Linked DNA regions of Mus musculus: all the other regions are linked to region 1. Evidence: chromatin loops called from intact Hi-C (ENCODE). Cell type or tissue: heart. All regions are shown on one strand. Links, peaks and the distances in the headings refer to the core of each region. The heading gives the core; the rest is flanking DNA. Region 1 overlaps Tek (TEK receptor tyrosine kinase). Region 2 overlaps Ift74 (intraflagellar transport 74). Region 3 overlaps Tek (TEK receptor tyrosine kinase).

Evidence for each region. Hi-C counts contacts between places; a loop is a spot of excess contacts. Peaks named below come from ENCODE experiments on the same cell type or tissue, not always from the same donor. Only the 100,000 strongest peaks of a DNase experiment are listed, where the experiment ranks them.
Region 2: a loop joins it to region 1, with 4 times the contacts of the local background. A loop is called at or near these places in 4 of 42 quality-filtered maps.
Region 3: a loop joins it to region 1, with 5 times the contacts of the local background. A loop is called at or near these places in 7 of 42 quality-filtered maps.

Annotation. Positions count from the first base shown.
Region 1 is chr4:94,743,126-94,753,306 of GRCm38, reverse strand. The region is part of intron 1 of Tek (TEK receptor tyrosine kinase); the gene reads right to left. Among named protein-coding and RNA genes, the nearest start is that of Tek, 8.9 kb to the right of the region's middle. In heart, for the core only: no CTCF peak of the experiment used is centred there; DNase peaks (open chromatin) are centred at 6,616 and 7,396; H3K4me3 peaks cover 326 bases; H3K27ac peaks cover 547 bases.
Region 2 is chr4:94,674,816-94,684,996 of GRCm38, reverse strand. It overlaps Ift74 (intraflagellar transport 74), which reads right to left. Exons shown (of 20, transcript NM_026319.3): 14 at 6,679-6,732; 15 at 5,720-5,817; 16 at 4,937-5,063. Among named protein-coding and RNA genes, the nearest start is that of Mir872, 15 kb to the right of the region's middle. In heart, for the core only: no CTCF peak of the experiment used is centred there; no DNase peak of the experiment used is centred there.
Region 3 is chr4:94,822,099-94,832,279 of GRCm38, reverse strand. It overlaps Tek (TEK receptor tyrosine kinase), which reads right to left. Exons shown (of 23, transcript NM_001290549.1): 9 at 4,880-5,024; 10 at 4,455-4,610; 11 at 2,262-2,396. Among named protein-coding and RNA genes, the nearest start is that of Tek, 88 kb to the right of the region's middle. In heart, for the core only: a CTCF peak has its summit at 4,639; no DNase peak of the experiment used is centred there.

The sequences.
Region 1 (10,181 bases), core at 5,113-7,612:
GAGCCTCCTGGGCAATATTTTGGCCTGAGGGTAACAGATAACAAAAACCGTGGGAAACAGAATCACAGATAGAGAGTGCTGGATACAGATTCTTTTTTTGTTTGTTTGTTTGTTTGTTTGTTTGTTTGTTTTGAGACAGGGTTTCTCTGTATAGCCCTGGCTGTCCTGGAACTCACTCTGTAGACCAGGCTGGCCTCGAACTCAGAAATCCACCTGCCTCCGCCTTCCAAGTGCTGCCACTACGCCCTGCGTTGGATACAGATTCTTACAGACAGGAGCTCCGAGGAAAATTTAACCTCATTGTACAGACAGGAAATAAGGACAGCTAATAGTTTTAAATGTTTGTTATTAATCTGTATTTTTCTAGGCATTGGTCATGCTTCATTTCACACCTTGTTATAGTGGGTAACATCATTATCCTTCTTCCACACAAGGACACATGACTCGTCCAAGGTCACGTGCAGATGAATGGCGCTCTGGCTCTCCCCAGAGAAAGCCATCCCTGGGAAAACAGTGACACGGTCAGAGTGGATCCTTCCCTGGCTGGCAACAGCACTGCCTTTTGTTTGCTCCCAGAAGCAGCTGGAGGGACTCAAGCATTACTCATGCTGGAATTAGTCTAGAGCCACTCGGTGGTCAGGCCGTGACAGAGAGAGCTTCTGCAGCTGGAGTCTGTTACTGGCTCCAGTTCCACCCCTCCTGGCAGGTGTTTGAGTTCATTGTAGTGCTGACGTGGTGCTTGAGATGGGCAGAATGGAGGGGCGGGGACGCCAGGCAGATCAGAGCAAGCACAAGCTGGGGGGTAGGGATTTGAGTCTGCGGCTCTGAGGTACTTCTAAGTCAGAGAAAGTGAAATTATAAGTGAATTGTTTTGAGGGCTCTTTAGAAGACTTCCCCCTGGAGTCCTTTTGCTGCTAGTAAAAAGGCTGAAACTCTGCCAATCTGTGGAGTCAAACCTTTCTATGCTACTCTGTGTATGCATGCATGTTAGGTGGATAAAATTATTGACAATGTTAACATCTACTTAATGTCTTCTAAATTCAAGCATTGCTCTATGTGATGACTGTTAGAATTCACTCTCACATTTTTCCCCTCAGAGACCCAGAAGGTAGGTACTAATACGATAAAAACTTTACAGATGAAGTTTCTCGTACTCAAGGCTAACAGCAGGTGCATCGCTTGAATTCTTGGTCCCAACTCTTCAACCATAATTACGTCCCCTTTTTTTTTTTTAGGCATGGTATATATTTCAGGAGTGGTAGTGCTATCCTAAACCAAGTTTTTAAAGGAAATTTCACTTATTTGTCTGTTTCTACTTACCCCTCACTGGTTGATAACACCATTAGAAAAAAAAAAAATTCTCACCATAACCTGCTGGCTCGAGGAGGAGGGAGTATGAGCTGAGCCATCCAAACAGCCCACACTCCACACTGGCAGCAAGAAACAGAGCTGTACCAGCTGCTCCAGCTGCTCCAGCAGAAGCAGAGCCTCCCAGATGTACAAGCACAAGCAGCACAAAACTCAGGTAAGTAACCGTTTCTAGATCAGTCTAGCCACTGATTTGTGAAAGAAGCCTCTTACACAGCGATAACTAACCAACACAAAACTCAAGCAGGACGACTGCGCCAGACTTCCTTTAAGTGATTACATACTTTGCTTTCCAATGAAGACACTTTAGTTCTCAAGAGCTGTATTTCTGTCTCTCTCTTTTGAAAAGGTAGTAAAAAAAAAAAAAAAAAAAAAAAAAGAAGAAGAAGAAGAAGAAGAAGAATTCAAGGATTCCATGATTTTCCAGCAGTTAATAGTTGCTTGAGCAAAGGATTCACACAGCCCTACCTACCATGGAGAGCTAAGGACAGTTCATGGTTGCTGAAGCAAGGAAGAGACATCTTCTCTAATCACATAGCTACTTGTAAGTTGCCTGTGCTCCTATAAATAGATGCTCACCCAGGATCCTGTAAGTGACCTAATTAAAGTCATAGGGTCACAATGCCAGAGTATATGAAAGCAGGAACAAGCCCAAATTCAAAAAGAGATCACTGCGGGTTGGGTGGGGGGACAAGAGGGTGTGGGGCATTGGGCTCTGCACAGACAGGCTGGTCTCTAGTTGAGCTGAGGTCTGAACCCTGGAAATGGTGATAATTCACCTAAATGACACGGTAGGTGGTGTTCCCTTATGCTCCTGCAACTTATGCTTAGGCCCCTGCCTAAGTTACCGCCCCTCACAGCCCCCACAAGAGAAGCATGGTCAGTAGTCAAGCTTCTGACCTTCAGGCTAAACTCCTCCCCAGTTACCTAGCAACAGTAAAGACCCTAAAAAGGGCTGTTCAGCCCCACCTCACTCTCTTACATCTTACTTATCTCCTTCTTACCCCTCACTCTCACCCTCTCTCCCCTCTCTTTGTCTTCTCTCCTTTCTCCTCTCTCTTTGTCTTCTCCTCTCCTCTCCTCTCTCCCTCTTACTCTCTCTTTCTCTCTAGCCTTCTCTCTCTCCCCCATCCCCTCTCTTTCCCCCTGCATTTCTATAATAAAGCTCTTAAACCATAGAATGTCTCTGCTCATCAAGGCCTACTGCTCTTGGAGGATGGGACAGGCTTTCTCCTAATGAGCCATTTCTAATCTCCCTTTAGAAGGCCTTCCTGTGCTCCAGTCAAGATCCGCTGCATGAACTCTCACAGGTGTTGGGAACCTCTTCCCTCATCCCTCTCTCCTATAACCCTGGTGGCTTTAGCAAAGTAGCTCCGGGGTTCCCAGGTAGGGATGCCCCTTGGCCATCCCCTGAAGAGTGGGTCAGAGGCTTGAATGCCCACCCAGGGCTGAGTGGAAAGTGTATGGCAGCTCTCCCATGCCTGACAGACCAGAGAATAGGTAAAACTCTGGCTGGGTGTGGATCTTTTCCTCCCCCCTCTTCCCGAGGGTCCCCTTTTTAGTTCCCAATAAGAGGGTAATGAGAGTAAGCATGAACCATATATAATTTATATACAACCATGAAGCATACCAACCTGGTTGTTGTGCTAAATAATAGAGTATCACTCCCCACCCCCCAAAAAAACCCCACCCATTCCTGTTATGATGCATTCAGAAACCTACAATAATTCCTTGCTTCAGAGGACATGGACAGTATCTGTTATGTAACAGTACCTCCCCACTTCCTTCAGACTCCTGCATGGCCTCCCATCATCCTTAGTCAACGAAGGTAGAGAGAAGGACCTGGATCCTTCTGCCTTATCTTCTAAGCAAGCTCACAGAAAATTATGGAATTGGAACGCTGCCAGGCAGGAAACATCTCTCAGAGAGCGAGATACACTCACCTGGTCTAGCTGCTGAGTTCTCAACCCATGCCCTGCCCAGTCACTACAAATATTTCACAACAGCACCTCATACTCAATCTGTCCAGGCCCTCTCTCCCTATGCTACTACCTCCACCATTTCTCATAGGATCTCCCCTCTCCTGGGCTCATCCTCTCAGGACAGAACCTATGTGTCCTCTTATACCCAAGTCACCCCTTGATGTCCTCTTACTTTCATGGACTTCAGCAGAAGGTTGTGACCATATGACTTTAATGAGGTGGCTTACAGGATCCTAAGAAAGCATCTATTTATAGGAGTACCTGCAACTTACCAGTAGCTACATGATTAGAGAAGAGATTTCTCTTTCTGCCAGGTGTTCCTGGACCTACTTTTTTTCTTTATTTCCAGACAGGCCTGCAACACCTCCATTCTTCTCACGGCCTCCAACTATATCCTAAAGGGCCCCATATAAGCGTCTCCTTCCCATCCAATCTCAAGACAAATTACCTTCTTCTTAGCCTATTTTCCCTAACAAAATGTTTACTCTAACACTTTCTTCATTGTTGTGACAGTAACATCACACTGAGGAACTGAAGAAGTATTTCTTAAACATTTTATCCTCCACTTTAATGCTTTTCTCTCCATCTATACTATCTCCCTCTACTCTTTACATCTACTGATTTTCCAAAAGGTTATTCATCCTTCTCAAATGCCACCCTCTTGGTGAGACCCCTGTCATCTCCCAGAATTGTTCATGGCAACAAACATGTATTTATGGGCTCTTATTAGATAGAGTAGGGATTCTCTTCCAATGTCTGACAGGTGAGGAGGTTACTCCAAGCAGAGGAAGAGAATATTTTATATGCATGGTTGGTTGTGTTTGAACCTTTTCCAATGCCAGGCTTTACCCAAATATATAAGTCGTGTGTGTGTGTGTGTGTGTGTGTGTGTGTGTGTGTGTGTGAGAGAGAGAGAGAGAGAGAGAGAGAGAGGGAAAGAGAGAGAGAGAGAGTCAGGTTTCTATTGCTGTAATAAGCACCATGACCAAAACAACTTGGAGAGGAAAGTGTTTATTTCATCTTACACTTAGAGTCCACTGCTGAGGGAAGTCGGGGCAGGAACTCAAGAGACCATGGAGAGATACTTCTTGGTGGGTTTCTCAGTCTATTTTCTTATAGCACCAGGACCACCTCCCCTGGAGTAGGGCCACCCACAGGGGACTGGGCCCTCCCACATCAAACATTAAATCAACAAAATGTCTCTCAGATTTGCTTATAGGCAAATTTAATGCAGGTATTTTCCCTGTTGAGGTTCCTCTCCCCAGAAAGCTTCAGCTTGTGTCAAGCTGACAAAAACTGACCAACAAAATGCAACTAACACAGAGGCTTAAAGGTAAATATTTAGAAACTGAAAGGAACCCAGCATGAACAGAGCACAGCTCCAACATACGCAGGCCTGAGAGTTCCAACCGGTTGATGCAGTCAGTAGGCAAAGACTGGCAATGAAAGAGATTCAAACACAACCACCATCTCCCTCTTTGATTCTGACCTTGGAGGCCTGAATATGAAAATCGGAGGATGATTAAACAACCTTAGAAGAGTACTAAGAGCTTTTCAGATGCAAGAGTTGGGGACACAAAGAACAGACATGGGGGGGGGGGCAGGGATTAGGAGAAAGAAGTGTCAAGTTGTGAGCAGAGCTATTGTAACACATAAGCATTGAGCATGTGGCATTATGACATAATAACAAGCTTAATCACACTGGAAACAGGCTCTCAAGGGTGTAGAGCTCACTGGTTACATCTCAACCTGCATATATATGTAAGGTCCTACATTCAAACCTCCATGAGTAGAAAAAAAGTGTGGCAGCTTCTGCTTGCTTCGATCAGCTGCCAGTTAGGTAGCAACAAACTTGGGATAAGTAACATAAGGAGGGTAGTTACAAGCAACAAGTCATCTTAGAACCTCTGCTAAGTCAAGACCCAGAGGCAAGAAGAAGTTGGGAATTGGTTGGGGAAAAGTAGGGGGCTCCACCTTGCTGGCTGGCTGAGTCACAAGCAAGGAATTTCCCCACCAGACAACCCAGCTTTTTAACAGAAGCCCAGGAACGCAAAGCTTTAAGCCCTTCTCTTCGTTTTCCTGATACAAAGATGCTCTTTTGCAGTCAAAGCAGCCAGAGTCAGCCCCACACATATATAAACAGATTAGCTCAGGAATGGAGGCCTGCCCTGAACACACCAGCATCAGGCAGTATAAGAGGGTCCATCTTTGTACACAAAGCAGTTAAGACCATCCCATTACTTAAACGCTTATCACATACTGACACTGTAGCAAGTACTGTTAAGCAGTTGTGCTTTAAAAACCCTTGCCCCAAAGCACATGTTGTCCTTGCTTTTGAGGATGCAACCTGAAGTGACCTAGTCTTGTTTTAAAGTTTGTGTGTTTAGGTCATTCTTTGCTTAAATCATGTTTTCCACCATTTCCCCGGAGGCATGCGATCATTCAGAATGCTTCAGTTTCAGAAGACAGAAACCAGGACAAAGCAGTCCAAACAAATAATGAAGTCCATGTAATTACAGGTTACAGGGATGGATCTCTGGTCCCATGGCACTGGACCAGTGTTAAATAACATCTGTGCCTGTTAGAGTTCTCTTCAGCTATCAACCTAGTTCTCTTCCTAAATACCAGCTTCCCTAAGTGGCCAAGAACTCTGACCTTGGGGAAGATCTTACTTCTTACATCTTGTATTAAAAGTCTCAGGCTGATTCTAAACTCTTGTTGGATTTTGCATCATCCTTGTAAAACCGTCTGCTGTCCTTCAATAGAAAAGACATTTTGTGTCCAGTGAACGACAGTCCCATCAGAGTCACAGTGAGAAGGGTTAGCATCGTTTGAATATAGATATGTTAGGACGTTCCAAATAGTTGATGCCTATTTGGGCAAGTAATTTAGCCATGTGAGCCTTGGTTGCCTTGGTACTTAAAAAATGAATAATACCTACTAGACAGGATGCTGAGAGCTATAGTAAAAGACTCAGCACCTAGGTGACTGATCTTTGTTATTCCTGGTACCATTATTGTTTTACTTGGGAGGCTGGTTTTTTTTTTTTTTTTAATTGCTGCTGTTTGTTTGGGAGTTGTTTTTTTATATTGGGATCTGAATTTTAAAACCCATCCCAGATTCCCAGATGTCTGAAGTACTCCTGTCCCTAGGGTGGAGTCCTCTTTGGCCCTGCAGCCAGACGCCTTGTACAGCCCAGGCCTGTGTGCCAAGGTTACGCCGGTTCACCATCTGACGGCCACCGAGCAGTGAGTAGCTCCTAGGCCCCAGCAATGTCAATACTACCTTCCTGACTCCGCCTATTGTATCTAGAGGAAAGTGGCTGCTCATTGTCTTCCAGAGCTCCCCCCAGGAAGCATGATATCACCCTCTAACAAAAGCGGGAAAGCTGACAGATCTGCTGAGATGGGTGTGACCACACACACACACACACACACCTCCCTGATCAAGCCCTGAACAAGAGGCTGTGACAAGCAGAGAGCAAACAGTGGCCACCCACACACCCATCAGCCTCACCAGCTCCTGTGACAGATCCATACATGTTTTCATTTCTATCACTTCCACACCATGACAGCCATGTCCCCATGGGTATTCACTCCCCATCAGCAACAAATGTGCCAAAGAGTAAAGATTCTGCCCATCTGGCAGATTGTGATCTTCAGTCCAGCTTCCACAATCTTGGGGGAAGGAACATGGTCAGACTGCTGGAGGGACATAGCAGGCAGCAAGGTGCTTGCTCATGATCTGAGTTCAATCTCTAAGAGCCACACTGCAGAAGGAGAGAACCAAACTCTGACGTCCATATATACCATGCACACACACACACACACACACACACACACGGCGGTAAATAAACTTTTATAAAATTGGTCTTGGAAGTAGGTATAGAAAGAATCAAGCATGACTCCATCTAAAACAATCCTTCTGTGTTTGTGATGTGAGCTAAGGAAGAGCCTGGCCAGGCTGGTGGGAATTGGGTTATCAGTTTAAAATTCCAGAAATAAGGGTTGCCTTTCCTGGAGGCTGGGAGTGCCGCCAGCTGATCTCCTGGCCCCCTCCCAGATCTGCTTTAGCCAATGCAGCTGCCTGGCTCTCTGTAAAGAATCTCATCTGTAAGCTAATGCTACAGACCTGGAGCCTGTCACCTTGGTGCCTGCATCTTACTCTCCTCCCACTTAAAACTCTTTTTGTGGCTAGTAGCATCAACTGTCTAAAAATCTCAAGAAAGAATACGGATTGGTTTTGCAGTTTCTACCATCCCCTGACTGCTAACTCTTCAAAAAAAAAAAAAAAAAAAAATTCCTTGACTATTAAGATATCTATGTGTCAGTCATTTGCCTAATTACCTTCTTTTGAGTTGCAGATGTCAAAAGCCAAATTTTGCTCAGATTAAATGCAAACTGAACAGGGACACATACAGAGCCATCATTTGCTCTATCCCTGCCCTCCTGCCTTGTTTCCCAGCACTTGGAAGGACTCTGCCTCTATGCAAACCAGAATACTGCTCCCCATCCCCCATTGCCACCTGTCTCTAAGCCAGCATTTTCTTCTAAGACTGTTTCAAACTTCCTGGTCGTCCCTGCAGCCTTCTTGCCAAGAAGGTTGAGAAGCCATACTGGACCTCGAGCCTCCAGTCTGCACCACTTTAACCTGTCCTCCTCATTAATATTACTGTGGTTCCCCCAGAACTTAAATCAGATGTGACATAATAGGACTAACACCCTGCTAAATTGCAACATGCAGAGATCAAAGTACGAGCTATTTAAAATGGTCTCCAAGGCCCTTCCTCTTCTGACCCCAACCTTAATTTAATACTTTTAATCTAACTATGCTCCATTTCCTGCAGTCTTATACTCCCAACTGTCTTTTGGGTTGCTTCCTCTAATGGAAAGTCTTTGCTTTTCTTTTTCTTCTCAGTTTTAACATCATGTAGGCCAGACATGGTAGCTCATGTCTACAGTTCCAGGAGGGGGAGACAGGAGACTCTCAAGTTCACCACCAGCCTAATTACACAGAGTGACAAACCAGCCCAAGGTTTTCAATAAGATCATATCTCAAAAAAAATAGTTCTGCATAATTCATAAATATTTTTGAAAATATTTGTGATCATTTAGGAGCTCTTCAAAAGAAATAATCAACTTGCAAGTTTCCCAATGTCATTTTCTTACTTTTAAATAAGCAAACAGTGAAGTCATTATAGTGGTTAGACTTTCACTTAAATGTTTACCGTACATTTAATTCTAATTTTAATTTTTTATAATGCTGAAGACCAACCCCAGGGCTCTGTAAACTCTAAGCATATATTCTGCTACTGAGCTACGTCCCCAGCCATTGGTTGTTGAAACAGAGTCTCTCTGTGTAGCTCAGGCTAGACTTAATGCCTTATGCAATCCAGTCTGGGTTTGAACTCCTAATCCTCCTGCCTCCACTGCCTAAAGGCTGGTATAAATGGTGTGTGCCTCCAGGAGTTGTGAATTCAGCTCACTAATAGAGTGCTTGCCTAATATGTGTGAAACATTGAATTTGATCCCCAGCAAAGCAAAAACCAAATGGAAATATTTATATACAAAGTAGATGTGTAGTCTCATTTTGTATCACTGGATCTAAGGAATATTTCTGTCATACTTGTAAATGTTTTTATTTTGCATAAATTACAACTGTATCATTTATCACAAAAATCCTACAATTCATCAGCCATTTTTCCTTTAAAAACATGTATTGTCAGGTAAAGAGGGTGAATGGACAATCTTTATTTATATTCTTAGTTTCTAGTACTATACATGACTCAAAGTACATCTCCAATAAGTCACCACTTACTGAAATCAAAGACGTACAAATAACAATATCAAAAAGCATGCAAAAATTCATTAGATGTCTACTGAATAAAACATCTGCATATGTTTTAGGAAATATTCCACAATTAGACCAGGCTGGCCTCGAACTCCTGAGTGCTGGGATTAAAGGCGTGCACCACCATGCCCAGCCTACTCTTTATTTTTGATACCCAAAGAAAGAAATGTTTGTTTTACTTAAAAATTTATCTTTTAAGATAACGATAACTATTATTCTCATTGTATAACAATTCATTCACTATAAATATTACTTCAATGTGGCTTCAACCCTGTCTACAACATTCCTTCCTTCTCCCCCACCAATTGTTCCTTACCACAACTGTTAAACTCTATTCAGGTTTAAACATCACTACAAGTCAAATGCATGCACTGATGAGAATAGAAAATGAATAGCATCCATTGTAAAAGATCTTAAGAATCTAATTGAGTTAATTCTACCTGCCCCAATTCAATAATATATTGGTTGACTGCATAGCATTAGGGGAAAGCCATGAAGAGGAAGTGCTGACTGGGGAAGGTTGCACTGTTATGAGCACAGGCTTCCATTCCTAAGGACCTAGGTTGGATTCCCAACATCTATATAGCAGCTTACAACTATCTATAACTCTGTAAGTCCCAGGGATCCAGTAACCTCTTCTGGTCTCCCCTGGCATCGGGCACACACATGGTACATAGACAGATGCAGCCAAAACACCCACACAAATAAAATGAGCTTTTACATTTTTTAATTTGCTGTTTCCAAAAGGGTAAGATTCCATGAACAAGGGCTGAGACAAAAGGATGTATAGATTTTGATGTGGCCTTGATATGTACCATGACCAGGGATGAACAGATAAAACCTTGAAGGGCTCAACCATGTTGAGATATTGTGGAAAAAGACTACAAGTACTGAGAGCTTTACCTAGATGCTGGGAAAGATAGTGTCACTGCTGCTTTGTACAGATGCTGGTAGCAGATGACTCCTTTAGTTATACTGACT
Region 2 (10,181 bases), core at 2,970-5,469, 66 kb after region 1:
AAAGAAAGAGAGAGAGAGAGAGAGAGAGAGAGAGAGAGAGAGAGAGAGGAAGGAAGGAAGGAAGGAAGGAAGGAAGGAAGGAAGGACAAAAAAAACCCAGAAATTCCATAACTGGATATTTATTCCACTTAGTATTCATTTTAAACAAATATGACTATGAGTAAGGAAAACAGTGCTTTTAAAAAGTCACTGGTTTTAAAGGGGCATTGTAGGTTAGATGGCTCAATAGATAAAGTGCTTACAGCATAAGAATTTAGGAGCTAGAGAAAGCACCCAAGGAGCTAAAGGGATCTGCAACCCTATAGGTGGAACAACATTATGAACTAACCAGTACCCCGGAGCTCTTGACTCTAGCTGCATATGTATCAAAAGATGGCCTAGTCGGCCATCACTGGAAAGAGAGGCCCATTGGACACACAAACTGTATATGCCCCAGTACAGGGGAACGCCAGGGCCAAAAAAATGGGAATGGGTGGGTAGGGAAGTGGGGGGGGGGTATGGGGGACTTTTGGGGTAGCATTGGAAATGTAATTGAGGAAAATATGTAATAAAAAATATTTAAAAAAAAGAATTTGGATCTTCTGAATCCACAAAAATGTTGGGTAAGCTTGGCAGTCTACTATAATCCAAGCACGGAGGAGGCAGAGACAGGGAATCCCAGAATAAACTGGCTACCTAGATGATCCATATTCAGGGTTACTGACCAACCTTGTCTCATTAAAGTAGAGAGGGATTGAGGAAGATCCCTTACATCAGCTTTGGGCCCCCATATGCACACATGTGTACCCATACCCATGTAAACATACATACAAACATACAAAAATGATTTTTAAAAGGAGTTGCCATACAACCAAATACTTTAAAGTTGATATAATTAAGCTAGCATTCCTTAAACGTTTCATTTACTCCTTTCAGAATTTTAAACTTAAGCATATTGAAATACATATGTACACATATATCTCAATATATGCGCAACAAGATTTAAATGTTATCATAGTGTCGAGTTCAAGCTAGGTAGTACATGCTTATCCTGACATCCAGAGGCTGGAGCAGGAGGGCGCTGAGTTCAAGGCCAGATGGCAAATATAGTAAGACAATCTCAGAAATAAAACCAAAACCATAAAATGCTCCATTTGGATGCCTGTCTTCACTAAGGTTACAAACAGTTATGAGAATAAAGTACTAAGCATGTTACCAAGGTCTATTATAGCACTTCAATAATATAGATAGGAAACATGCTTAGCTCACTGAAGCAAGCAGTTACATAAATTTAACTTCAAATGTAATTTGGATGTGTACTCAGAAAATACATTTAAGAATTATAGAAACTGATTTTTTTTTTCCAGAGAAAAGGAGCAAATGCTTGGTTGGTATAGAGTAAGGTTTATCTCCCTTCCCCATCAGGTCCTTATGAAAAGCTGAAAGCTTCCCAAGGGAAGAGACAGGAAGAGGAAGCAGTCCAGTTCCTTCTGATATGCTATGAAGTCGCGAAGTTTACTAAGCAGTGTGTGCAGGGCAGCTCAATCTCAGGAGGAGCCACTTTGACCTGGGGAAATGTTTCTGAAACATTCTGCCATCAGCACATTTGTTTACTCCCCAGAGTTTCCTTTCTAAAAATATAAATAAAAACTACGGCTAGCATCATTTCTTGCCTCTACCCTGCAGTACAGTGCTTCTCGACGTGTTTCTATGGTGGATCCGGAGGAACCCTTGTGGCATTGCTTCTTTTTCCTCATCACAATCATCTCACTCACTTGGTGTAACTTCTTTCACCTTTTCTCTAAGAAGTAATGTTGCCCCTAAGAGCAAGAGTGCTCCATTAAGAAACAGTGGAAAAGTCAGGTGGGTTCCAGTAATGATCTCAAAGATGGAAAGGGAGCAGTTCACAGACGGGTACTATAACATATATATCTCAGGACGGGTACTATAACATATATATCTCAGGATGGGTACTATAACATACATATCTCAGAACACACAGACGGGTACTATAACATACATATCTCAGGACACAAAGACGGGTACTATAACATACATATCTCAGGACAGTCAACAAGATCATCAGAAACCTCTGGTGATTTTCAGAGAAAAGAAATGTTGTTAACTGTGGGCAATGATATAAAGACAAGAAAGAATAAAAAAACAAACTATAGTCTTAAATAAACAAAAGAACCCATAGATGAAATAAACTATAAAGGCAGAATTCAAATGTTAATAACATTTCCAGAAAAAGAAAAACTTTACTTTAGTGACAGACTGTATTTTTCACCTCTATAAAAGTCAGTTCTCATTCTTTTGCAAATCTACAAGTGCAGCGAGCACAGTTACAAGTTTTTAAAAGGAAATATAAACACAAAGCATAAAGGTATGTAAGAAACACAGAGTCCTAATCACTGACTTTGTTTCCTGGTATTTATATTTGCCTTTAAAAATGTTTTTCAATGGCTGTTGCACCAAGATAACTTAAAGAAGGAAAAAGCTTGTTGAATTAACATCGACCTTAGATAAGTGACTATTATAGATGAATTAATATAATTTCTTAGTCTACACAGAAGAGGAAAGGTTTTTAAATGTTCAAACTAGCACAAGAACCTAAAATTAGCAATTTGAAGATATTTGCAGACTAATGGTTTTTATAGAATTATGCACATCATTAACAGAGATGCAATCTAAGTATTGATGAGTAGATAAAATAGCTACTGTGATAAGCAAAATAAGCCAGTCCCAACATTATGACCACATTTCTATGTGGTTTTCTTAAGAGGCAAATTCAAGAAGCAGAAGTAGAATTGTGATAGCCACGAGTTAGCACAGAGGGAACAAGGAGCTGCTCAGTGATAACATTGCAGAGCTCTGCTGCACAACCCATGCAATTCCAGCCTACACAGCTTAACCTGATTAAGACAGATCATCAAGAAAATAAAAAGCAAGCACTGCTGGAGGGAATGTAAACTGCTGAACATCCATGGGGAGGATTCTCAAAAGACTTAGCATTATACCTGAAAGACTGAGTCAACAGCCACAGAGGTACTGCACATCTGTATTTACTGCTGTACCAAGTACAACAACTAAGAAACAGAACCAGCCTGATGCCCATCAACAGATGGAGAAAAAAGAAAATGTGATGTATTTTCACAATGGACTTTTAATCAGCCATCAAGAATGAGACCCTACATCTGCAGGAATATGCATGCTACCAGAGATCATTAGGTTTCACAAAACAAGCCAGATTCAGAGAGACAAATACCACATTTACTCTGTTGAATGCCAAGCTTACATCTATGTGTACATATAGGTCCTAAAAGGGTAAAGGGAACAATGAGGGGCAGGAGGTGAGGGAGGCAGACAGGAAAGAGAGAAAAATGGGATGCATGTGTCATGAGAGAAGGGGTATTTGGGGTGAGGAAGAGTACCAACAAAGTGGGTCAGAGGGCACTGGAGTTAATAAAAAAGTGTGTGTGTGTTCATCTTTTTCAGCCACTTGCCACTTTTTTTTGTTTGTTTGTTTTGTTTTGAAACAGGGTTTATCACTGAAGCTGGACTTGGCAAGGCAGAATGGCTTGTCTTTAACTGCATGTTTGTATGCCTCTACCACCTTAGGACTGGGATTACAAGCATGTCACCATGCCCAGCTTCAGTGTGGGCGGAAGGGATCCAAAGTCCCTTATGCTTGCAAGCACTTTACTGACTTAAGCCATCTCCCCAGCGTGAACCCTAAAGTATTGTAAGTTAGCAAACATGAAGTTCCTTTTCTCTAAACTCAAGTAAATCCAAGTAGACCAAAAAGCAAACTGAGTCACCCCACACCATAAAAACCACCCAGAATCTGTCAGTACAGAGACCCAAGATTCCATGTGAATTTTTAAACTTTTGATCTAATCTTAACCTATGTCATTTGACATGTACATCTTTTGATCACTTGATACAGGTTTAATGTACAACTAAAATTTCTTTTATAGAATACAGATTAGCCTATCAATTTCTGGGTTACATTACTTAATAAAATTAAAATTCATCTGCCATTCAGTTTTTAAAGTATGACATCAAAATAATTACAATTAAGCATGTATGCTTAGTTGCATGCCATTTTCCTTGGTCAGTCTGTGCTAGTGAGCACAGCTAAAACTATTGCAACATCACTGGCTCTCAGGTACTCTTCTAATTATTAACGACTGACCTGTTATGTGACCACGATTAATTTCCACACTCATGTCTATAAAATCATTTCTTCACTGCCTTACAATCCTTCTATGAGGATGAAAGTTCCTTGAGGAAACAGATCTGACTTTTTTTCCAAAGAAAAACTTTGAATACTGAGAACATCTCTCCCTGACCAAACTCTAGTCAGTCTCTGAACTCTTTTCCTTTAAGCCTCACTGTAAGAGATGACTGCTTAACCTCGTAATCACATTGCCTACTGGAAGCTATGGCTGTGGCTACTACCAAGCACTGTGAGAACATCACACTAAATGTCTTTACCTTGTAAAAAGACTAAACTTCAAAATCCGAAACTGAATTCCAAGTTCTGCATGCCACTTTGTACCACTGTAAAGCTAGAAAACTTACAGACCATGGCCTGGGAATGTAGACTGGTAGTAGAGCAGCTTGCTAGCACCACACATGCATATACAAAATGGTATGTGAAACCTTCATAAGCTAGGAATGGTCTGTATTCAATTAGTACAGTTAAATGAATGAGGATATGCCAATGTCATACTAGTAAGCTCCTGGGTGATGTCATATGGAACTCTCAAATTGCCAATGATGGGGTAACAGGCACCCATCAATTAGATCCTTCCTTATAAGACTTTCAAAAGAACTCAAAAAAGAATGAAGATGAGTTTTTGAGGTTCCAATTTGTTATTAAAAAAAGAAAAAAAAGAAACAAAACAAAACAAAACAAAACAGAATAGAAAGTCTTGGCTACTATTCTCACCTGAGGTCAAATTCCTAGCTGTTGTCTGTGACTTCTGCATCTCAGTTGATTTAAAGCTGAGGTCATCCTGCATCATCTTCAGCTCTTGGTTGGTGATGGAGGATATCTGCTTCATACGATTTATATTCTGTGTGTGCAGAGAAATAAACAGAAGATTTAGTTTTCCTATAAAACCACCATAAAACACAGAGGAGGTGAGACTTTGAACAGTTATTCAATTTTGATGTTTTATAGGATGCAGTAGGCTTCAGTCATGTTCTCACTTGCAGTATTAAACTGTAGACAGATTACCTACAGAATCTGAGAACTATGCAGACTTAGAACACTGAAAACACTGAAAGGCGGCATCTATTTTCCTTCTTAGTATAATACATAGTAGATACTCATAAACACTTTCTAAAAACTTAAAATGTTCATTAGGTATATCTACAAAAACCATTTACTATATAGATTACAATGTAAAACTAACAGCTTCTAAACTAATGTCTAGGTTTTAGAACTCTATTAGTAAATTCAGATACATTATCAATGGAAGGAAACCTTACATTTTATTCTAATCACAGCTTCATGTACTGCTTTACACTGATCATGTACATCCCATCCTTTCCCACATTAGTCTACTTAACTAAAATTTTCCTACAGAGATAAACACACTAATAGCTTGAAGAAACAAGAAGGGAATTTAAAGGACACAGTTTAAGTGGGCAAATATAACACTGAGACTTCCACTTTCCATACTGCTATTCAGAAAGTCAGACTACTGAGATGGCACAGAGCACTTACCCGACTGCAATGCTCTAACAGTGTGATGATGCTGGCTTCTATCTGTGCCTTCCGCTCTAGTTCCTGATTCTTCGTTTCCTCAAAAGTCTCTATAAAAGCTGCCGATTGGAAACATGGTAAGACAGACTATTGTTGATAGACTTAGTGCTAAATAAACCAGACTATTTTTTGAAAATTTTAAGTAAATATAAAATTTAAGCTATTAACCTACTCTACTTTCAAATACTTAAAAGTCTTTTATGACTCTGATATAAGTAAACGAGTTATATAGGCTCAAACGAAATAACTGATCCCATAAAGATCAGAAAAAGTACCTTCTTGACACAGCTATAATTATTAATACTTATAGTTGGCCACTGTTTTTATTTCTGAAATTAGTATTACTAAATGCCTATTTTATCTAAAAATGCCATTTTATTAAATTAATCAAATAATGGCTTAATTACAAAATGAATTTCATCATTTCTTTAGATGGTAAATATCTATTCTAAGAAATTACCCATTTGTATGATCTATAACTCATATACACTTTTGCTCTTATTTGCACTCTTTAATTATTCCACTAGAACTTCCAAAATTAAAAATAAGTAGTTAAAATTTTACTATTAGTAAGAGAATAGCATCAAAATTACATGCATTCTCTAATGTATTTCCATTATAATTTTTCTACCAATTCTTTTCTGGTAGCTCAATAGTGTAGCATATATTTTCTACTTTAAAAAAAACCACTTATGTGTAGCAATATAATTTGTATGTTATATGACACTATAATAGATAATGATTTGATAACATTTCAAACAGGAGAAAAGAAAGAAGATTTTCAGGTTACAGAACCCATTCACTCAGAATCAAAATTTTAAAATAGTATTTTTTCAAAGTGGTTCAATGTGGCAAACTTCTTGCATGCCTTGTACAAATGAATAGCAATCTAATATTTACTTTATAAGATCATCACTTACCATCCATATTTTCCTCCCTTTTTTTAAGCTCCTTGTATTTTTGATTCATTTCACCTATAAGAAATGCAAAACGTTAATTTTTAAAATTCTAATCATAATATTCTAATGTAGAAGTATTTTGGGGGTTCTCTTTATGCCATTAAGTCACTGAATATTTGATAGTGTCTGGTAGAATTTTAATATGGAGAAATTTACTTGGCTTTACTTTAAGACTCCTTTAAACCACTATTTGTGGCTAAAACACATAGGAAAAACATTCTCCTGACTGGAACAAACTTACAGGCTTTCCACTCCAAATCTGAAGCTATTCAGCCTATACATGAACACTACCCGTGATAGGAAAGAGAATTCCCCAGGCAAGTCTACCCCATCTTTGAATAACTTGCAGCAAGCACAACAGCAGCATTTCTTACCTCACAAAGCTTAGAATCTAGGAATATAATATGTTACATGTTAAATTCATATGAAAAGGATAGAAGTGTACAAATAAGCTAATTCAAGTAATGTAGAAAAAATTTCCTGAATATTCATGCTACATTATAAAGAATCAATAGGAGTTACTTATATATGAAAAAAAATGTCAAAACATTTTCCAGTAATTAGGATGGAAGTTAGTAAATTTTCACCTCCGGTATCAAGAACCAGAGTGAATGGACTGTGATAAAAAGAAAAACTGAAACTGAGGATAAATCTCAAGATTCCTAGGCAACTTGAAAAGATAGCTGCATTAGCTGCAAAGGGGCCATGGTGATAAAGACAGTGCATACAGAAATGTTGAACATACTGAGTTTAATGAATATGAAAGTCATGTCTAAACAGACAAAAATCCAAAGCTAGGAAGGACATCTGACCCAGTGGCCCCACAAAGGAGCCATCATTAGTTATGGTGGACTGTGATCACCGTGATAATGGGGTTTCACCATAGCAAACACTGAGCTATGGAAGTACAGAGACGTTCTCAATCTAAGATGCTGCAACTCCATGTACCTAGGGTATCAAGTAAAGAAAGCATACATATATGAGCTTGCTTCAACCCAGTTTCTTCAGGCCAATCAATCAGTCCCTCACTTCCTAGAAAGACTAAGCATGGAAAAAGATGGAAGGAATAAAGGCTAGGGGATTCCTAGTTAAAATCTGGCATTAAAAAGGACTTTTAAGAACAATAGCTAATAGGAGTGGAACAGGAGAAGAACAGCAGTCCAGACACCAGAACTCCAATAATCTGTGTTCTGTATTTTCCTATATGGTAGAGAACGTTTCACAGATCCGATTAAAGCATTAATAAATGTGGGCAAACAGTAGTGGTCAAGTCCCAGCAGGGAAGCATGGGAACACTGACTTGTGCTTGTGCATATGTATCATGTATAATATTGATTATTTCTACTCATCTTACAAGTGTATGTCTCACTTAGGAACAGTTAGATCATATGTAGACATATGACCTCAAATATTCAGATCACGTGATGGTAAATATCCAAATAGCAGCAGCAAACTGAGGAACCTCTGAACCTGCTGAGGCCTAGCTTACTAAAAAAGTCCTAGCTCCCTGAGCTGGCCACTCTTGAGACTAGTTAAGGCATTAAGGGATTACAGGGAAGGTCTGCATTTTAGGCTACTTAACAACTTCCCACTGTATCTTTCTTTCTCTAAACGAAGGAGAATCTCCTACACATGCATTCTGTTCATAGCTCATCTTTTCCTTTTCCTGCTCCAGAGATACTTCAGGGAGGCTTTCTCTTCTACTCCAGTAAGACTATTCCCAAGGAGATTTGGTGACCATTCATTATCCAACCCAAGGGCAGTTTCAGTTCTCTCACCCTGCAATACCTGCCACTGGTGATAAACCCTTTTTGACATATTTTCATGTATTGCTTCTGCACTGCATAGGTGAGATCCTCTCAATTCATTTTTTACATGTATTATTTTGTTCATGTGCGCATGTGTGTGCATTCAAGCATGCCACAACATACATGTAAAGGTAAAAAAACTACTTATGAGAACTGACTCTCTCTGTCTACCATGTGGTTTATGAGGATCAAACTTAGGATGCCAGACATGTGGGCAAGTATCTTTATCCCCTGAGTCTACTCTCTAGTCCTTCACTGACTTCTAAACCTGTACTATACCAATGACAATCTCATTCAGTCCTGTAACTTAAAAACACTTAATTGATGCCAAATTTTCCAATTCTTTCATCCAACTACTTACTAGATTGGGATTTAGATTCCCTTCTTGGGAAAGCATATCTGGCCAGCATGATTATATGGAACAGAGCTCCTGCATATCTCAAAGATTCCCAAACTTCAAAACAAATTCCTGATCACTCTTGAGACGAGACAAGTCAGAGCATTAGTAAACTGGTGTATGTTGTGATTTCTCAATAGAAAATTAGTTTCTGGAGCTGGAGAGATGGCTAAGGGGAGCTGGTTATGATGCTGCTCTAAAGAAAGATCAAACTTCCTAGTACTCAACACCAGAGTACTACCTAACTTAGAACTACCTAACTCCTAAGTTCCAGCATCTCTTCTAGACTCCATGGCACTGTGCACACTTGTGTGTATGTATACACACACACACACACACAGTCCATAACCGGTTTTGGTTTTTTTTGTTTTGTTTTTTTTGTTAATACAAACTATTGTTTTAGCTGACTTTGGGGTGACACCACATTAATTCATACTAAACTATTATTTTAGACCCCCTCTAACATTTTCATTCATTTAGAGTGTTGTGGATAGCCCTGGGGATAATTATATTTGATGCCAATTCTGTTGTCCGGTGAGGGGTTGTGAACAAGGAATGAGTCAGCACTCTGGTGATTTCTTGTAAACCTGCTTCCCACCTTAATTTGTAAAATAAAAGAGCAGAGGGAGGGAAAGTGAAGCGGAAAGGAAGAAAAGAAGGAAGAGAGAGAGAGAGAGAGAGAGAGAGGGAGAGGGAGAGGGAGAGGGAGAGGGAGAGGGAGAGGGAGGGAGGGAGAGAGGAAGGAGGAGGAAAAGCAGAGCAGAAGCATGTGGCCTAGAGAAACCCCAAGGTCTAAGGGGTCTCATAGCTGTGGAAGATGGTAGTGTAGCAGTAGATCTGCCTAACTGAGTGGCCTACAGAGAATGACAGAGAGGCTCACTCACCCAACTCCCAGAGAGCTACAGCCAAGAGCAGCACCTCAGCCTGGAACTGTAGGGAACACAACTGCCTGCGAGGCAGTTTTTGAGCAGACACAGTGAACTAATAGGGGCATCTATGCCTGAGAGAGCTTTTCTGTGTTCGCTTCTCCATATCCTTCGCTCCCCCCCCCTTGCCTCCCTCACCCTCATGTCTAGGACAGCCAGACTGGTTCTCCTGACTGCTTGTTTATGCTGCGGATTGCCTGAAATCAGCACACAAGCATACGCTGCCAGCTGCAACCCGAACTAGGGACACACATGACCACGCGGGTCTTTCTACACCCAGCCCCTTCGTATGCATAAAGAATCATGGAGATGAAGGTACAAAGGGCTCCAGAC
Region 3 (10,181 bases), core at 3,396-5,895, 81 kb before region 1:
AAAGCCCAAGAGCTGTAACTTAGCTGCTAGGCATTGGTACTTTAAGCCCTGGGCAATGAACTTCTGTCATAAGGGGCTAGAGCAATAAGAGCTTTGGGACTTAGAGTTCAAGGCTTCTGTGTTTGGAAGCTAGTATAGTTTGGATACAAACTGTCCCCTGAAGAACTCATATACTGAAGACTTGGCTCTTAGAGGGCGGTTCATCTTTAAGACATTCTAGAGAAGCAAAACTTAGGGAGATGATTAACTTATTGGATGTGGGTACTTAGTGGTTGTTTTGGTACCTGGTCCTTTCCTCTATCCTGCTCTTCATGTCTACCATAAAGAGAAGAAGATCCCTTTGCTACAAGCCCCCTCCACCAGTATGTCCTGCCCACACAGACAGAGCTGAAGGACCATGGATCAAACCATCTGAAACCATGAACCAGAGCACACCTTTCCTCCCTAAGTGGTTGTCTTGGGAATTGGTCTAAGTGACGAGGACACCTAAACAGTTGTGACTTGCTACAGAACACACAAGAACTTGCAAGTATAAAACACTCATCAGGAGATAGTAGCAAGGTGACTAAACACACTGAACAACTCAAAGGACAAGAGGAGAATGTTATAAAGGTCACTCTACTATTTCAAAGGAGGGCACTGAGTGGCAGAGAGCTGGAAGCCAGGTTACCATCGAGGAGTCTGCACAAATTGATAACTCCTCTATTTACACAATGCAAGGCCACTGAATACCACCAATAAATCGATAAATATTCTACGAGGCATTACTCATACATGTAAATCAGTACTCCAGAGGCTGAAGCATAAGAATTATGACAGAGGTCAGGGTGAGCTATATTGTGAATTCTGGGTCAGCCTGGACTGTAGAGTAAAGCCTCATCTAAAACAAACAAAAAACAAAAAAAAAAAACAAAAAAAAAACAATAACAACAAATAAAAATAAAAAATAAAAAAATCAACCCACAAAGCCACAAAAACAAAACAAAATAACAAGAAAGGAAGAATGAAAGGGAGAAAGAAAAGAAAGAAAGAAAGAAAGAAAGAAAGAAAGAAAGAAAGAAAGAAAGAGAGAGAGAGAGAGAGAGAGAGAGAGAGGGAGAGAGGGAGGGAGGGAGGGAGAAGAAAGAGAGAGAGAGAAGAAAAGAAGAAAGAAATACAGGAAGGATAGAAAGAAACAGAGAATGATGCTTCTATACATATTATCTAAACCATGTGGACCAAGGCCAGCAGCAGCATTAACCATCTCTGAGGAATGTATTAGAAACCATAATTGTTGAACCATAGCCTTGCTTCAAACCTATTGGGTCAAAGGTTCAGTGCAGATGGGGCTGGAGAGATGGCTCAGGGGTTAAGACCACTGGCTTCTCTTCTAAAGGACCCAGGCTTGATCTCCAGACCCATATGATGGTTCACAACAGGCTATGATTCTAGTCCAAGGGGCTCTGAAGCCCTCTCTGACGTCCACAGACACTGCATGAACGAATTGTGCACACATGCATACATGCAGGAGGTCAGGGGAGTGAGTGACATACACACAAAATAATAAAAAATATTTTAAAAAAATTCTGGGAATAAAGTCCAACAACTTGTTTTAATAAACTCTTCTGGTGGTTCTGATATGTCCAAACCACTGACTTAGCAACAAGAAGGTAAACCCTGTAAGAAATAGCTTCACATAGAAACAGTTGCTGATAGGAAGTACGGCTGGGGGAGGAGGAGGGGTGGAGCTGAGGAGGACTGTTCTTCAGACAAAAGCCTTTCCTTCTATTTGATGTTTGAACTATGGGCACAAATTACTTTGAAAAATAGAAATTATTTTTTAAAAAATAAATAAACTTGAATTTCTGAGGCATATTTGTGGCAGAAGCCTGGAGTGGCCCCATGGAATGGAAACAGGAAGCTGGGGGGTGGGGGGGACTGATATACAGAAGTCAAGGTTCAACACAGTGGCTGCTAAGTAAATCTCAGGGATGTCCTTGCCTTCCTGAAGGCTCATCTGCTTCCTCCCCTGTCCCCCTGAATGGCCACAGTCCCCCTCCCCCAGGGAGACGGACCAGCAGTCCAGCCCAAATAAAGGAACTGTTTGGCTTGAAGTATAGAGTCTTCCTGTCACTTTCCCACCCATTCCACAGCAAAGTCCTTCCACCTCCATCCCCACCCACCCACTCACCCAACACCACCCTTCCTGGTCTTCCTTCCTCTTTCCTCTTCCTCCCCCTCCCACCCAGCTCAGGAATAAATGTCTGTTGGCTTCAACTGACCGATAGACGCTGTTGTAAATCGTCTCACAGGCCCAGGATGCCCTTCTCCACCCTCTCCAGGACGGGCCAGCTGCACACACAGCTCGTAGTCAGTCCGCGGCTCCAAGTAGTTGAGAGTGAAAATCTCATTCGTCACTGGGAAGAGAGAAAGTCCGAAAGCTTCAGCATGCATCCTGTTATGTTCTGTAAACCAGAGTGGCTGCCTTTGCAGTGCAAACTAAATTTTTAAATTTTTAAAAATCAGTGTCTCCGTGAAATAAAGGGGTAATTCCATCTTCAAGGATGTACAGTTTCCAATGTAAGAGAAATTAAGACTTGGAACAGGTATTTCCAGGTTTTGGGTATATGCATTAGCATGTATATTTCTAGGTCTTAGTATATATATTAGCACGTATATTTTTACGTTTTGGTATATACATTAGCATTATATTTTTAGGCCCTGTGTATACATTTCTGCCCTAGCATTTTTGCATTTTCATTTGAAAAATTAATCCTAATAGATCTACCTCATAGGATGCCATACTTGGGGGCTCAATTAACATAATATAAAATGTTTGTTATTTTCATTGTTTTCAGGGACATAAACTGATTACAATCTAGTTGTCTAGAGACAAAAGGCCCAGAGGTTTTTGTTTAATGTTACCAGACAATGGATCTCTAACAGTCAGACTCCCACAGTGCTGGAGTCCCTTAAAAACATGCTCCACCAATAACAGGCATGTGCTTTTCTCTTAAACATTTGTTTTGTCCATCTCTTCATCTCTGTCTTTATAGCTATGGATACTGCAAAGTTTGAGTTCTGACTTACTTTATAAGTTGTTAACTGGCAAAAGAAAAAGAGAACTATGCTTAACAGTGCTTAGATTATTCTTTATTATTAAGGCCATATTGCAAAAAAAAAAGCCCCAACTATTGATATTAAAACAGAAAAGCCAGAAATCAACCTTAGATCCTTGAGATACTAAGTTTGGGCTGTATGTACAATGGAATATGAAGAGTTCGGTAATAGAGAGTGTCACTTTAGTCTGTGTATCTAATTCAGCGGCATTATGAAGTCAGGCCCATTTTTCTTATATTATTTTTAGCTTTGTTTATTTGTTTTTTATGTAGGGGAGCGTGTTTTACCTGTATACATAAATATATAATGTGGGTGCCCGGTGCCCGTGGAGGTCAAAAGAGTAAGTCAGATCCCCTGGGACCAGAGTTTGGACCGATTTGAGCCACCACAGGGATGCTGGAGATTGAAGCCAGGTCCCCTGCACGAGCCAAGCCTCCTTTTCCTTAGTTTTCATAATATTCACAAATGTCTACATACGGTAGAACAAAGGAAAGTCTAGGGGAAATAATTTAGGGAAGCTAGGCATAATTTGATGAAATTGGGAGTAGCAGAATCCACATTGCCCACTAGCAGGGCAAAGGTGGGACTGTCGGCAAGGTGGCCCCTGTAAAAGAGCATGAGCAGTTGACAATGCTCTATTTGTTTTTAACTTACTCTTTAAAACTTATAGTTTTACATTATCACGCAGCAAATACAGCTAATATGTTTTAAGACACATTTACCTTTTTCATGACATTCACAATCTTTTGTCTCAGTTACAGCATTTTTCCTCCGCTGGGAGGGGCTGGCAGCTCTCATCACAATCCCCCCCCCCCCTTCCCTACCCTAAGTGCAATCCTGTCTCCACAGACTAAATTTTTCCAGGGTCAAATTTTTTTTTTTTAAAGTAAAACCCTCTGTGTTAAGTGTCTTCAGAATGAGACAAAGTAAGAAACAAAAGGCGGGGTGGGGTGTGTCTAACACAGAAGAAATAATTGCTCTCAAGATTCAGGCAGATTAAGTACCTCAGCCTTTCCATCATGGCCCTAGACCTTCCTGTTCCTATTGTATAATCATGCTTCCCACCATGGCCAGATGTGGTAGAGTTCTACAATCATGACTGGTAGTTCAGAGACCTGAGAAGAAATGCTACATAGATGGTAGCCCAATGTATGGCTACGTCTGTGTGCCAGAGTGCTCAGTGTTAATAAGCAAGTCATTCCTAGAACTTTCATGGCTTCTGCATGTACCAAAATTTTCTTATGTCCTTCTATTAGCATGGACTGATATATCAGCGTAGGGGACTTTGATATATAGGGAACATCTTTTTTCTGGTACTAGACTTCCAGTTGGTGCCTTTTGCATCCAAACCTTACCTTCAATGTATTTCCAGGCCTGATTGACAGGTTTATAGAAAAGCTTCTTGGATTTGATGGGTCCATCCCCAAAGTAAGGCTCAGAGCTGATATTGATGATAGCAAAGTTATGTCCAGTGTCAATCACATTTGGGGCGTGCAGGGGCTCTGGAAGAACTAAATGCAATTTTAGCGGTTAGAGTCATTCTTGAGCACTAGGGGCGCTATTGTTTAATCTTGTAGCTAGCTCTCCCGAGAGTTTCAATTCAAGCCTGTCTCCCCACAGCTATCCCTGCTTTAAAATGATTCCTTAAAAGAGCCCTCTCGCACAATCCTTCAGTCAGTGCTGATTACATGAAGGCATAAAATCTAAAATTTGTGCCATGACTCAGCAGACCCCCTCACTGCTTCAAGAAAGTGCCCTTGTTATAGTGCAAGAAGCCTACCTTTGACGGAAATGTTGAAAGGCTTTTCCACCATCCCAGCCACTGTGTTCACACTGCAGACCCAGACTCCTGAGTCAGGAGGTAAGACTCGGTTGACAGTGAATATGGCCACTGAGAAACGATCTGTATAGTTGAAGTCATTTGGCTAGAACAGTCAGTCAAACACACAAAAAACTATTAGAATTTCTTGGGGTACTTACACACAAAGGCTCATAACACATACTTCAGCTCATTGTTTAGTAGGAAGTTTTCTAGGAGAGACTGAGGAGCTAAGTACAATGCTAATATAATCACTGGCTTATTTCCAAAGCTATTGTAGCAGCCCTGAAAGTTTGTATTGGACTGGTGCCCTCCCAGATCCTGCTGTTGTATTTCTGTTTGAAAGTGTCAAATAAACACTTACCAGCAAGGAGTTTAATTCTTTTAAAACTGCCCTGGGTAGCATTTTTTCCTTTTTTTGATATGGTAGAATGGAAGGACAAAGTAGCTTCCTGCATATTTGAGGGGCTGTTAGGAACAGGGCAAAGGGAAAAGACACATGGATCTAAAGACACATGGACACTTTTGTCTACTTCCTCAGATACTTAACCTCACCCATCCAGTTGCCTTTTGTGCAAACATGAGGCAGGCAATGCTAAACAGTTATGAGCAGAAGACCAAGATGACAGCTGAATTAGACGTACCAACAATGGTCTCTTCACAGAGCAATAAACCCAAAGAGCTATCCACTCAACAAAATGCCTTTGAGAGAGCTGAGGGAATCAAGTGAGAGAATCCAGTGCTGACTTTTACCATGAAAATAAGAAAAGGTATCCTGTAGAAGGAAGAAGGTAAACTTACTTGGAGTTCCCCCAACTCCAAGGAGCATAGTGTGGAAAGAGATGCCTCCCTTCCGTTGCAGTGTAGAGAGATTAACTCCAAGTCTTAGACCTTATCTAGTATCAGGCATGTCACAGTGAAACTCAGTGTCAGGCAGCACCTCATAGCCTTACCCCACTACACAAGTGTGTACTCTGTAAGATAGATTGTTGAGTCTTTATTGGCTAAGAACTATCTCCATCATGAGACCTTTGGGCCATAGCAAGGAGCAAGATTCCATCAACCAAAGAGCAAAGAAAGAAGCTGAGCATGGGACCTTACCTGGAGCTCAGTGCAAGCATTAGTGACACTAAGCATTAGACGGATCCCAAACACCCATATCCTGAGACCAATGCTCAAGAAAAAAAGCCTCCAGGTACAGAATATCTAAAACTGAATACAAGGAGGAGGGACAGGACAAGAATAAATTAGTAAGAAGCTAAACTGGGAATTTCAATACATATAACACTCTGAAAAGGCCAAATCTATGGGTTATAGGCTTGGAACAAAAATTTCATTTTAAAGGCATAGAATGAATATATATATATATTTTATATATATATATATAAAACATTATAACAGAAAAAAATCCTAGGGCTAGAAAAGGACATGCCAATTCAGATACAGGAGTCATTTAGGTACCACAGAAACAGACCATAAAAGAACCTCCTTGTCTTATTATAATTAGGAACACTAAATACACAGGACAAAGAAAGATTATTGAAAGCAAGAGAGAAACATCATGTCCCATATAAAAAATGGGTCTATTGGTATAACAGCAGATATTCAACTGAAACTTTAAAAGCACCGAGGACTTAAAGTATTTCAAATCCCAAAAGACAACAACCACCAACCCAGAAAACTACACTCAGCAAAGCTATCTATCCTCAAAGAAAATTGAAAACATTTGACAATGAGAAATAGAGTAAAGGAACTTATAACCACTAAGCCAGCTTTACAGAAAATACTTGAATGACTCCTGAATACTCAAGGAATACTGTTGAGAAAACAAACCTATCTACATAGCCATGGGGAAGACTTTAATCCATACTAGAATAATAGCTAATCAAGAGAGAAGAAGAAAACCACCAAACATTATGAAGTCAAGTGAAATGGCATGAATCAATACACACCTTTCAATATTAACTCTGAATATCAATGGTCTCAATTTTCCATTCAAAAGGCATGGGCTAGTAGATGCTATAAAAAGGAAAGCAGGAACCACTTCTTTCTTGCTTACAAGAAATCCATCTCACAACAAAAGACAGACGCTACCTTAATGATTCACCTTACAGCTCTGGAAAAACAAACCAGACTGTAAGTCAGTAGATGCTAAGAAATTATTAAGATCAGAGGAGAAATCAATGAATAGAAACAAAGAACAACAAATGCAGAGAATGAAAAACACAAGAATTGGCTCTTTAAAATGTAAACAAAATAGAGCATCAAATTAACCAAAAGAGAGAACTCAAGAAAATAAAATTAGAGATGAAAGAGGAACCATTACAAAAGACACCAAAAGAAATGAAGAAAAAATTTAGGTCTTTCTTTAAAATACATATTTCACTGTGGATTTTAATAAGAATGGCCCCCATAGGCTCATATATTTGAATGCTTAGCAATCAGGGAGTGGTACTATGTGAGAGGAATTAAGATGTGTGGTCTTATTGGAGGAAGTGTATCATTGGAGGTAGGCTTTGCAGTTTTCAAAGGCCTAAGTCAAAACCAAAGTCTTTCTCTTCCTACTGCCTGTGGACTCCAGTGGAATGTAGACATCCTAGCACCATGTCTTCCTGTGTCCCTCCAAGCTTCCTGTCATAATGAGAATGGACTAAACTTCTAAAACTGTAAGCCAGCTCCAATTACATACTTTTTCTTCATAACAGTTGCTGGGATCATGTTGTTTCTTCACAGCAATAGAACATAAAGACATCCACTAACTTAGAAAATTTTAAAGAAATATATGGCTATTTAGATGCATATAATCTATGAAAATTAAACCAAGATGAAATAGCTTAAACAGACACACAATAAGCATGTCTACTATAGTAATACTATTACTACTACTACTACTACTAATAATAATAAAAAACAGTCTCCCATCTAAAAAAGACCAGGCCCAGATGGATTCACTGGTGAATTTTGCCAAACCTTCAAAGAGTAACTAAGACTGAAGCTTTTCAAAGAGTCCCATAAAATAGACAAGGGAGAACTGTTACCAGATTCTGTTTACCAAGCTAGAACTACTGATACTTCAACCATGTAAAGACACAACAAAACAAAAAAACTATAGATAATAGGCACTAAAGGAGAGTAATTATGCAGCTACCTCTCTAGATATAGAAAACGCCTTTGACACAATCCAACATCTCTTCATTTAGAATAGAAGAAACATACGAAAAAATTTAAATTATCCATAATAAATTGTAGTTGGTATTATATTAAATGAGGGAAAAGCACAAACTATTTCCGTTAGAATTAGGAACAAGACAAGGGTATCCCATTATTACCATTCTTACTCTATATAGAACTAGAAGTCTTAGTCAGGTGTAAAAATTTGTTATACTAAAAACAGTATAAAATATTGGTAAAAGATGTGAAGAGATATCTTGTCTTCATGATTAAGTAGAACAAGCACTGTTAAAATGGTTTATACCACCCAAAGTAAACAATGTACTCTCTATAAAAACACCAGTGAAACTCCTAATATCTAAAACTCTTTATGTTTGAAAAACCCACATAATAATAACAAGACCATAAAGAGTCTGTAGAGATGGCTCCAAAGTTAAAGCATTTATTGCTCCTTCAAACGACGTGGGTTCCATGCCTAGCACTCACAATCACTTGTCGCTCTAGTTCCAGGAGATTTGATACCCTCTTTTGGCCTCTGTGGGTTCCTGTACCTATGCAGTGCACATATACCCATATACACACACAGGATGACACATATATTAATTAATTGACAGCAAAGAAAAACTGAACAAAATCTAAAAGCAAGAGTCATTACAATTTCTGTGTATATTGCAAAACTCTAGTGATTAAAACAGTGTGGCATTGACATGAGATTAAGAAGCACAAAATAAAGAGCTGAGAAGCAGACCCCATGTCTACAGCAAACTAATCTGCAACTAAGGGCTAAAAATAGGAAATGGAACAACGACAGTCTTTTCAGTAAGTGACACCAGGGAAACTGTGTGTTCACAGTCTAGGACTGGACCACAGTCTCACCATACCCTAAATGGGAACTATGGGGAAACACTCAGCACATGGGAATGGAAAAGGAATTTTTAGATAAGGACCATCCACAGTTAAGGTGTGTCTTCTCCATCAAAGACAGCTTATGATGGTGAACTGTGGAGTAAAGGGAAGACTTGTCTATTGCTGGTTGGAAGTACAGACTTGTATAGCACTATGAAAATCAGGGTGATGATTCCTCAGTTAGCTGGGGATAGATCGACTTCAAGATCCAGCTATAAACCCAAAGAATATTTCATCCTACTACAGAGATACTTTCTCATCCATGCTCATTGCTACTGTTTTCACAATAGCCAGAAATTAGAAACTGCCTAGATGTCTCTCAATAGAAGAATGTATAAGGAAAATATGGGACATTTACACAATGAATATTACTCAGCTCTAAAAAAAAATGAAATCATTGAATTTGCAGGTAAATAGATGGAGCTAGATAAAAAAAAATCATTCTGAGAGAGATAACCCAGACCCAAAAACGCTAATGTGGTATATATTCTCTCATTTGTGAATATTAGCTCTTAAAGAAGGCTATAATCCATAAAACCACAGATGTTGGGTAAAGAGGAACGGACTAGAGGGAATGGAAATAGCATATATAGTTATGGGGAGATGGGAAGGGATTGGAATAGGATGATTAAATGGAGAGGGAGAGGAAGGAGGCGGTAGGGTATTGGTAGGGGAACAGCTAAAACTAAGGGCCATTTTAGGGATCACATAGAAGCCTACAACTGTAGAAGCTTATTAGGATATTCTCAAACAAACAACTGACAGCTTATGATGGAGAAAAGGGGGGTAAGGGGAAGATTCATCCATTGCTGGTTGGATGTGCAAACTCATATAGCACTATGAAAATCATATGTGAAATACATGAAAAATATTTGAATAGAATGTTTGATTGGGGAGACAAAGGCCCAAATAGATCTCTCTTGCCACCAAGTGAAACAGCCTGTGCCCATATTAGGTTATATCTAATCAAGTTATTGGCCAAAGGGGACTCATGGAAACCCACAAACAACCCAGGCTATTGCCATGAGTATTTGTTGCTCTCCACAAACTGATAAGGCCCTATGGCTGAAGACAACCCCTGCATTACTCACTGAATACGGAAAAGTCAAGCTGGCATCTACCTAGAGCCTCCACCCCTCAATGACTTGTGTCCCTGGTACAGAAAGATACTCTGTATACTACCAGA